2 separate regions of the Mus musculus genome follow, and region 2 is linked to region 1. Evidence: chromatin loops called from intact Hi-C (ENCODE). Cell type or tissue: left cerebral cortex. All regions are shown on one strand. Links, peaks and the distances in the headings refer to the core of each region. The heading gives the core; the rest is flanking DNA.

Evidence for each region. Hi-C counts contacts between places; a loop is a spot of excess contacts. Peaks named below come from ENCODE experiments on the same cell type or tissue, not always from the same donor. Only the 100,000 strongest peaks of a DNase experiment are listed, where the experiment ranks them.
Region 2: a loop joins it to region 1, with 2.8 times the contacts of the local background. A loop is called at or near these places in 5 of 42 quality-filtered maps.

The regions. Positions count from the first base shown.
Region 1 is chr16:17,919,458-17,923,841 of GRCm38, forward strand. No RefSeq gene overlaps it. Among named protein-coding and RNA genes, the nearest start is that of Slc25a1, 6.6 kb to the right of the region's middle. In left cerebral cortex, for the core only: a CTCF peak has its summit at 2,468; a DNase peak (open chromatin) is centred at 2,551; H3K4me3 peaks cover 1,820 bases; H3K27ac peaks cover 1,467 bases.
Region 2 is chr16:18,209,676-18,214,059 of GRCm38, forward strand. 4933432I09Rik (RIKEN cDNA 4933432I09 gene) reads right to left here and starts at 4,188. Exons shown (of 3, transcript NR_015575.1): 1 at 4,162-4,188; 2 at 1,405-1,523; 3 at 11-1,228. In left cerebral cortex, for the core only: CTCF peaks have their summits at 1,232, 1,434 and 2,321 (motif pointing left); DNase peaks (open chromatin) are centred at 1,220 and 2,304; H3K27ac peaks cover 1,619 bases.

The sequences.
Region 1 (4,384 bases), core at 245-4,244:
CAGGGATTCTGCACTTTTAGTGTCCAATGTCCTGTTCTTTTGGGAAGTTCATTTGATCAAAGAACACTGACTGAGTTGATTGGTCACCCTGGGAAGAACAGGGCTACCTGATAAGACAGGGGAGGGAGACAACTAAGCAGAAGGCATCTGCAGGACCAGTCTCCAGACAGAAGTCCGTGGACTTCATCTGTGACCCACCTTGAAATCAGAGCCAGCCTTTTGGGATCTCTAGAGCCATAGCAAGTTCTGTTCAGGGTTTGGGTGGCTCTGTCATTCAGGTAATGACCCAAGGTCACCAGCTAGAGGGCTGATGAGTCAGCTCTGGACAGAGCCACGTGTCCTCCTTGATATGGCCTGACTTTTTTTTTTTTCCCACACTTCAGTAAATTAACATGTCAGCTGTCTTTATGTTATTAAGTGCACACTTGCCCACCCAGGTGAAGAGCCCTCCAGCCCACCTGCATCCCTTGGGAAACTCTTACCTATCCCTGGAGCTGCCGACCCCTCAACCCTAGGACCACACTCACCACTCTTCCCTCCCCACCTCTGGCCTTTTCCAGTCCTACCTGCTGCTGACCTTAGCGGTGCCATTTTAGGAGTCTCTGCCATCTGCCATTTTCTTTGATGAATGTTTTATTTTGTTCTGCTTGTTTAGCTTTATTTTGTTTTTTTTTGAGATGAGGTCTTATATAACCCAAGTTGGTCTTGAATTCACTATGTAGCTTACTAACCTAGATTCTCCTGCCTCTACCTCTCAGGCATTGGGATAGAGGCAGGAGCCAATACGCCAGCCCAGGAATAGCCTCCTAACTCATTTCCAGCCACTTTTCTCTCCTAACCCTGCGTTTCAAGGTAGGCACCACCATTCTATATATCCAAAGCCAAGGTCTTGAAAGTGCGATGGTGAGGCTGGAGGTGGGGTGGACCCTCCTCTTGCAGCCCAAACATTCAGAGCTGAGGAAGATGGATTGGAGATACCCAGGACACGATGCCCTCCCTCTCCTGGGCCTCGCCACCCCTCCCCTGTCCTGTAGAATGGAGGCATCCCCCTCTCCTTGTTGTCCTCACTCACTAACAGGCTTGCGCCAGGCCATCAGGATTCCCCTGATTGCATTCTTTCATGCCAGTGCCTTTTCTACAGCAAACGTCTGCTAATGCAGCCTTTATCACAGAATTAGGGGATTTGGGGCCGATTGCACAAAGGGTCCTCGATAGCGCGGTAATCAAACGCCAATCGGCCTCATCTCAGGCAGGCAGGGGAAGAAAGAGAGCACAGGGGATTAGAGCGGGTTCGCTGCCAGGCGGGGCTGAGATAGCATCGGCGCGGCTGCAGGCGAAGGCTTTGGGAAGGGCTTCTGCAGGCCTTGGAGAAAGGCCGGCTTAGCGCCTCGCATCGAGGATTCTGAAACCATTAGAGGGGATTAACACCCAGGTTAATCTGCTTTGGTCGCTCAATTGTCACAAGCAGGGAACATTCCTGAGCTGGACAGACCTAGGGCCAGCTAGCGGGTCTCAGTTTCCCCAGCAGTCGCATGTTCAGAGGCAGATCCCAAAGTGCCACTTGGGGTGGATCTGGGCAGCTGCTGAGTGTGAAACCTGACTGGTCTTTTGTTCATTGCTATCCCTTTCTGGGGACCAGCAGGTTATACAGCATACTGCCTCTTGCCCTTTCTGTTCCTGACAAAAGGAAGAACTTTCCTTGCCCCTTTATAGACCCAAGCTGCAGCAAGGCTCCAGTTTTCCTAGTTTGGGTTTCCCAGGAAGGTGCACATACCTCCCATTGTGCAGCTCTTTTCATCTGATCAATGACGCTGGCCCATAGGAGACAGGGCCAGGTCAAAATAAACATGCAGCAGGTCCAGCAGTGCAGCCTGTGCACACTACTGCCTTCCATAGCAACTTAACTTCCTCCTGTAGCTACCACATTACCCAGAGCAAGGTATTCAGAGATACCCTGTACCCCAATCGGCACTAGACCATAAGATCCAGAGGACCGCAACGATAAGCTGTTTTTCCTTCCTTCGTTTAATAGTGAGCAATGAGTTTCCAAGCTAGTCTCCGTAGAGGGGGGACACTGGGGAAGAGCCGCGTGGTCATCAGTGAGTTTGGATATGAGCGCACAGGAAGACGAACAGGGTGAGAGGTATTTCAGGAAAAAGGATTAGGTTCCTGATCTGCACGTGGGTTACACACGACCTTAGGGGCAGTTAGAATCACACAGCATAGAGAGAAAGCCAGAAAGCATGGCCAGAAGGAACCACGGGGGGGGGGGCGGAATTCTGGGACTTAGTGGGGAGTGTCCCCTCAAACTGAGGGGTTAGGAGTTGCCAGGGGCGTGCGTCCTCGCACTCCGGAGGGTGGACTGTGGCGGTTGAGCTGGCCAGTGTGGTGGGGCTTGCAAGCGAGCTCGGGAAAAACCATAGGACGGGGAGTGTCTACGAGGCGCTTCCAGATTAGACTGGCGGCCGAGAGCGAAACTGCAAGCTCCGGTAGTCAGGTGGTTATATCAGCGCAATCCCTGCGCCCGCGGCAGCCGGCAGAACGCCTGCGCGGCCCCTGACTATAAGGTGCGTCCTTGTGATGTCATCAACAAGCGCCGCCTGGCGTAAGAGCTGCCTTGCTCCGGCTTACGGTGGTGTCTCTGTGTCGGAGGCCGTGCTTCCCATCCTCCCGTGTTTCCGAAACCGTGGAGAGCGCTAGGTAGCACTTCTTCCAGAAGTGAATTCCAAGAGCCCTCGCTCGCACACCAAACGGTCTGTGCTCTCCATGCTGCATGTCGAGGCGGGCACAGCCTCTCTCATGTGTTCATCTCTGTCCGGATCAGCTTTTGGATCATGGAGGCAGGCGTATTGTTTTTCCTTTTGGAACACCGGGAGAATCTCCCAGACACCTGAGGAGCTGGTGACTTGATGGAGAGGACCTGGCACGTGGCCAGCCTCCGTAGGTCTGTGAGGGCCTTTGTGCAGGCTGGCCAGACAGTCTGAGCTGTCCTCTTACGATCCAGTGCTTGAAAACCTTCCCAACGCCTGGGAGCGTTAGGAGGCTGCGCTGCTCTGGTAGTCAGGCTAGTGAGGTAGGTATTTCAGTTAGGCTGAGGACCAAAGGGTGGCTTGTCTCCTGGGGTCACTTAAGATAATGCCTTTGGAGCATAGTTTACTTAGGCCGGTGACATGGAGGATAGGTGACTGACATTCCACTGAGAAGACAAATGTGACATCGGTGTTAAAGGCCACTCTGGGGGCTCAGGGCTTGCCACAACCAGATCAGAAGGGAGAATGCTCTTCTTGGGTATTGCCAGGACAGAGTAGGACGTTGTACGTTACAGGACCACGCCCCAGTGCTTTTCCCACTGTCCTTTTAGGAGGTGCAGTGCCAGTATCTCCATTCTTTGTCCTGTGTCTAGGTGGTCCCAGATCTTGAAGAGGCTACTAGGTGTTCCTCAGACTCTAATTCTATGCTTTAGACCTACGAATTTATAAGTCCAAGAATCTGTGAAACAGGAAATTAAAAGCCAGCATCAAAAAAAAAAATTGAAATCTTAAACTGAGACTGTTTTCTGAGTGCTGGGAGGGATACAAAGGAAAGCAAGAATTCTTTTATTTGCCTAAAATGAGACAGTCACTGGGCTGGGGCACGGCTCAGATATGCAAGCTTGGACTCTGAATTTCTTGATTCTCTACTTAAAGTTTGGGGTTTTTTTTAGAATGCAGGAAACAAGCATTTTTCAACTATTAAAGTGTGATTTCTTTGGATATTAAACTATGATTTGCCATTTTATCACCTGCACAGGGGCATACATAGAAAATCTCAGGGTGTACCTATACAGCTGTAAGAGGAGCTCCACAGAATTTAGAATGGGTCACAAAATATCAGCTTGCGGTCCTGCTCTGTCCCTCTGTGGGCTTGTCTAAGCCCTGTCCTCACTCTGAGGCTATTGTTCCTCCTGGCACAGTTCTATGAGGAGTGTGTGCCGCAGATCTGCAAACTTAAGTCACCTCCTGGAATTCTTCCCTGTATAAGCTCTGTCTGTCTCCAGGGTTTTAAGAAGAGGTAAAGTCCCATTCTGTAAGTTGGGTTTGTTCTGCATAGCATCTTGATCAAAGACCCACATCACATATCTCTGCCTTCACTGCTATCCAGAGAGGCAGTGGTCACCAGCCTAGAGGCCTGATCAGATCCCCAGACCAAGAGGATCTGGGGACAGTCAAGGGCAATCATACATAGCTATGGCTCTTCCTATGAATCATGGGCCTCTTTGTAAGTACAGTGACTGATGGTATCACTGTGACCATAGATGGAACTCCTCTTGGGCAGTTGCTGGGCTTTTCATGTCTCAGTAGCATCAAGCACCTGGGGAAACTGCAAGGCACTTCCTGCAACTCAA
Region 2 (4,384 bases), core at 86-4,085, 290 kb after region 1:
ATTGAATCTTCAAGAAATTACCATTTTTATAACTCGTGCCTAGTTCCTGAGATAAATTAAACATCTCTCTCATATTGCAAGCAGCTTCTGGCACACGAACGGGGGACTGATAGTGCCCTTTATCTCTGATACAGGCTTCAGTGAGAAGATGCAGCTGGGAGGCCTGGTGGCTTCTCCTGGCTAGCCTGTGTGGTGAGGCAGCCACCAGCCAGCCATAGGGTTGGTGGGTTGTGGGGTCGCTAGCTCCTCAGCTGCCTGGTTGGGTGAGGTTGTGGGGGGCAGCAGGAAGACCATTGTATCCCATGCTCCCTCCAAAACACAAGGCCTCTGGCCCAAAAGCTTTCTAGGGAGTATGGGCCAGGGATGTGAAAGAAGTGAGGCTGGGGATCCAGGCAGAGGTGGGAGCCGCAGGCAGGAAGGCAGTATGTTAAGGAGGGCAGTTGAGCAAGATGTGGTTGAGTGCTGATGAATGGGACCAGAAAACAGGGACCGAGAAGGTGGAACAGGGTCACACACAGCATAACAAGACCAGAATTTACTCTTATACCCTCCCTTTGGTTAAAGGCAGCCAGGCCCACCTGGCCCAGATATCTCCAAGTCAGGCAGCTGAGAGACTGCTGGGGGTGCTGCCACAGCTCGAGAGGCTGCTGAGGGTGCTCCCACTGCCTGAGAGGCTGCTGAGGGTGCTCCCACTGCCTGAGAGGCTGCTGAGGGTGCTCCCACTGCCTGAGAGGCTGCTGAGGGTGCTCCCACTGCCTGAGAGGCTGCTGAGGGTGCTCCCACTCAGGAGTGGCCAGGTGAACTGGGTAGGAGTGAGGAAGTGAGTGCTTAGCGATGGAAGGAGTCTGTAGGATTGTTGAGAGAGCTTGCAGCAGTGGTGGGCACTGTGTTGGCAGGTAAACTCACACTGGCTGAGGGAAGAGAGGCTGTAGGCTCCAGACTCAGGGATAACTTCTATTCACTTGCCAGCTGTGCTCAACAGAACCAGCTTTAAACAGGGGCGCATAGAGAGAAGTCCCCCCTGCCCCAGAGGCAAGAGAGGAGGTCAGGGCCATAGCATGGACAGGTGATTTGCTATCTAGATGGGAGGAAGGGTGGCTTTCAGAGCAGTCTCCCATCTTGACATCTACACAGATCCTCAAAGGTTGGAGTCACCAGGAGCATGGAGCTCTAGCAAGGCTGTTCTTCCTCCTTTATAGTGGGCAGGGAGGCCTTCAGACAGCACCGTCTGGTGGAAGAGATGGGAAGTGCAATAGGGAGTTACCATATGGGCAGCATTCTGAGGAGCCGGGTGTACCACGCCAGCAAATGTCCGACACGCCACCCCCCCCCCCAGCTCCCCATCGCCCTCTCTTTACTCAGGACTTCCTCATCTTGACAAAGCTCTGTCATCCAAAGACTCACCTGGAGGCTCTGAAGGAGTCTTATGACAGCGTGCATCCTGTCCACTTCCTGTCACTGACACTACACTGGGATGAGGATCCATGGCAGCACCACATCATAGCACACAGATAGACTAGAGTCTGTGGATGAGAGGGACATTCTACTTGGGTATGAAGACGGGCTTATCTTACACTCCCACTCCATCCCAGAAGGGCACAGCCCAGACTGTTGGCCCTGCCCTATGGATTGGGGTTGAACCTTGCCCAGAGCCTGAAGACATCAACCAAGCCCTAGTCACCTGGGCTGAGAGGGCCAAGGCTGAAAGTTCTGATAAAATGCAGGAAAATGTCAGGCTAGGCTCGGGGCTCTACACTAGACCTTCTCCTTCTCCAATGTGTCGAAGACCTGGTATTACAGCAGTCACACATGCTGGCTGGGACCATCCTGCCTGCCCTGATCACATAGCTCTGGGACTCCCTATCCTACTGGTGAGTGCCTGTGACAGACGTGGGTCAATCCAGAGCTGCCCATAGGACAGATGGAATACCGCTGTACAGTGCTGGGAAAGTCTAGGATAATTTGCTTCAAACTAAGCTTTCCTCCCAGAGCTTTGACCTCTGGAGTTGAGAATTCCCAGAAGACCTCAAGGACCCAGCCCACCTAGTGCCCTCTTTGCGGGGATAAGACACAGAGACAGGATCTCACTGTGCTAAGCAATAAAAAAAGGAGCGCCCTCAAACCAGTGAGAGCTGTGACCACATGGCTACCCGTCATGGAAACCACAGATCCAAGTGGGGGTGGATGCTTTGTGTCTGATCTGTCCGTGGCACAAGTTTCTGCCTGGCAGACTCTTCAATTTCTTCCTAGCCTGTCGACCCTGGGTGCTGGCTCCCACCCAAGTATCTGTGCCTGGTGCAGGGTTGAGGCACCATCTGGTGGCAAGTCTGGGAACTGCAGTCTACTCCTGCTCTGCCTGCCATCAGCATCGAAGCCAGGAGCCAGCTTTTGGCAGCTTAAAGTGATCTCTCTCATTTGTTCACAGTCCCACTTTAACCTGAGGGTCTTTATGTCATCAGGATACAGAAATAGGCCTTTGGAGTTTATAGCCTGGCACTGTTGCCTGCGCTGACAGGTAGGCCAGTATCTATCAAGAGTGGGGTCAGATAGAATACAACAGGAAAGATAAGAACCCAGGTTCTAGCCCCAGTAAGGTGAACTGGTACTGACCGCCAGGCAGCCCATTCATGCTGACTTTCTGGACACCACTGTCCATCTGGAAGTAACAAGAGACGAGATCTGACTCCTAAGAAAGGAGAGGGTCCTCAGCTTGGGCAGGGGTGCTTACGCTCAGCAGCCTAGTGGAGCACAGCATGGCGGTCAGCAGGCCACCTCCCAGTACAAGGCCTCAGAGCCCCCGACATCCTGAAATGATGGCTGTCTACTGGGACTGTGTCTTTCACAAGGGTTGTCTTTAGCACTCTTACTGTCTTTCTGACTGTTAAAGTTAAAAATACGAGTGGCCAAGAGCACTGACCGCTCTTCCAGAGGCCATGACTTCAAATCCCAGCAACCACACAGTGGCTCACAACCATCTCCAATGGGATCCAGTGCCCTCTTCTGGTGTGTCTAAAGACAGCTACAGTGTACTCACATAAAATAGATAAATCATTTTTTAAAAAAAATATGAGCAGTGGCTTCCAGAGAGTGACCACAGAAGAGAGGAGCAAACAGCCTGTCACCACATACATTCTAGGAGCAGAAAGTCCATGTCCAGTACTGAGCGCCCCATGGGTGTGCCTTTCCTCCAAGAGCTTCAACCTCTGGAGCTGGGAATTCCTAGAAGACCTCAAGGACCCAGCCCACCTAGTGCCCTCTTTGTGGGGATAAGACATGGAGACAGGATTTTACTGTGCATCCTAGGTTGGCCTCAAACTCATGGCAATCCTCCTGCTCTAGCCTTACAAAATCCTGATACACACAAGCATGAAGTAGCATGCCTAGCTCTGAGACCTTCTTTTGCCCACACCATGGTCTCAGGACCCTGCTTGCTCTGCACTCCCCACTCCCTGCAGACTGGAGAAGGCCGAGAAGGTCACACAGCTCTCAGAAACTCATGTCTACTTTGCCAGGAACAGAGAGGCCTAGCAGCCCCTACCTTCTGGCCCTGGGGTGACTTCATCACACAGACCACTTCATCCCTCATCTGCCCCTCTGCCACCTGGAAGGTCACAGGCTGTGACTCAGAGCCAAGTGTCATCTTGCCTCTCTAACAGAGCAAAGGAGAGTTCATGCCTAGGCCATACCCTAGGTCCTGGGTAGGAGATGAAAGGACTGGGCAGAGTCCTGGATGACAGGGTAATAATCCCAAGGCCACTCCAGGAATGCCTGTGAAACCCCAGACACATTCATCCAGGTTCTGTAGGATCCTCTAGTCCTACGCAGGGTGCTTTGGGGCTGCAAGTGGAGAACAGACTAGGTGGGTAAGGGCCAGAAGCCCAGGTTAAAAATACAGAAATGAGAATCTCTCATGGGTGTGGCTGGCTCTATGACTCTGAGTTCTACTCAGGCCCTGTAATGAGCATGGGTCATTGAGTGTCAAGGCCATAGTAAGGAGAGTAGAATCTGCCCATTTAGCCCCTGACTTCATCTCAGGCCAGCTGTAGGCAAGCGGCTCTGGATAACATAGCCTGTCCTCTCTCCTCTCCTCAGCATCCCCTAGGCACCAGCCGGGCTGGGGGGAAGGGTGGTGTGAGTGTGTCTGGATAGCTAGCCCCTTACCACCACTTCAGGCTCCTCAAGGCCATCTGGGTGTCATGGCAACATGGGCAGGAAGCGGCTGCCATGGCAACTGGTGTCCAGGGAAATGCGCTGCCTAGCAACAGGGGCTAGGGCCACTCTAGCTCCTCACAGCACACTCTAGTGTCCCACACTCTCTGTGTGTCTTCGAGTCTGCATCATCCTAGCACTCCCACCCAGTGCAGCCTCGGGGCTCCACACAGAC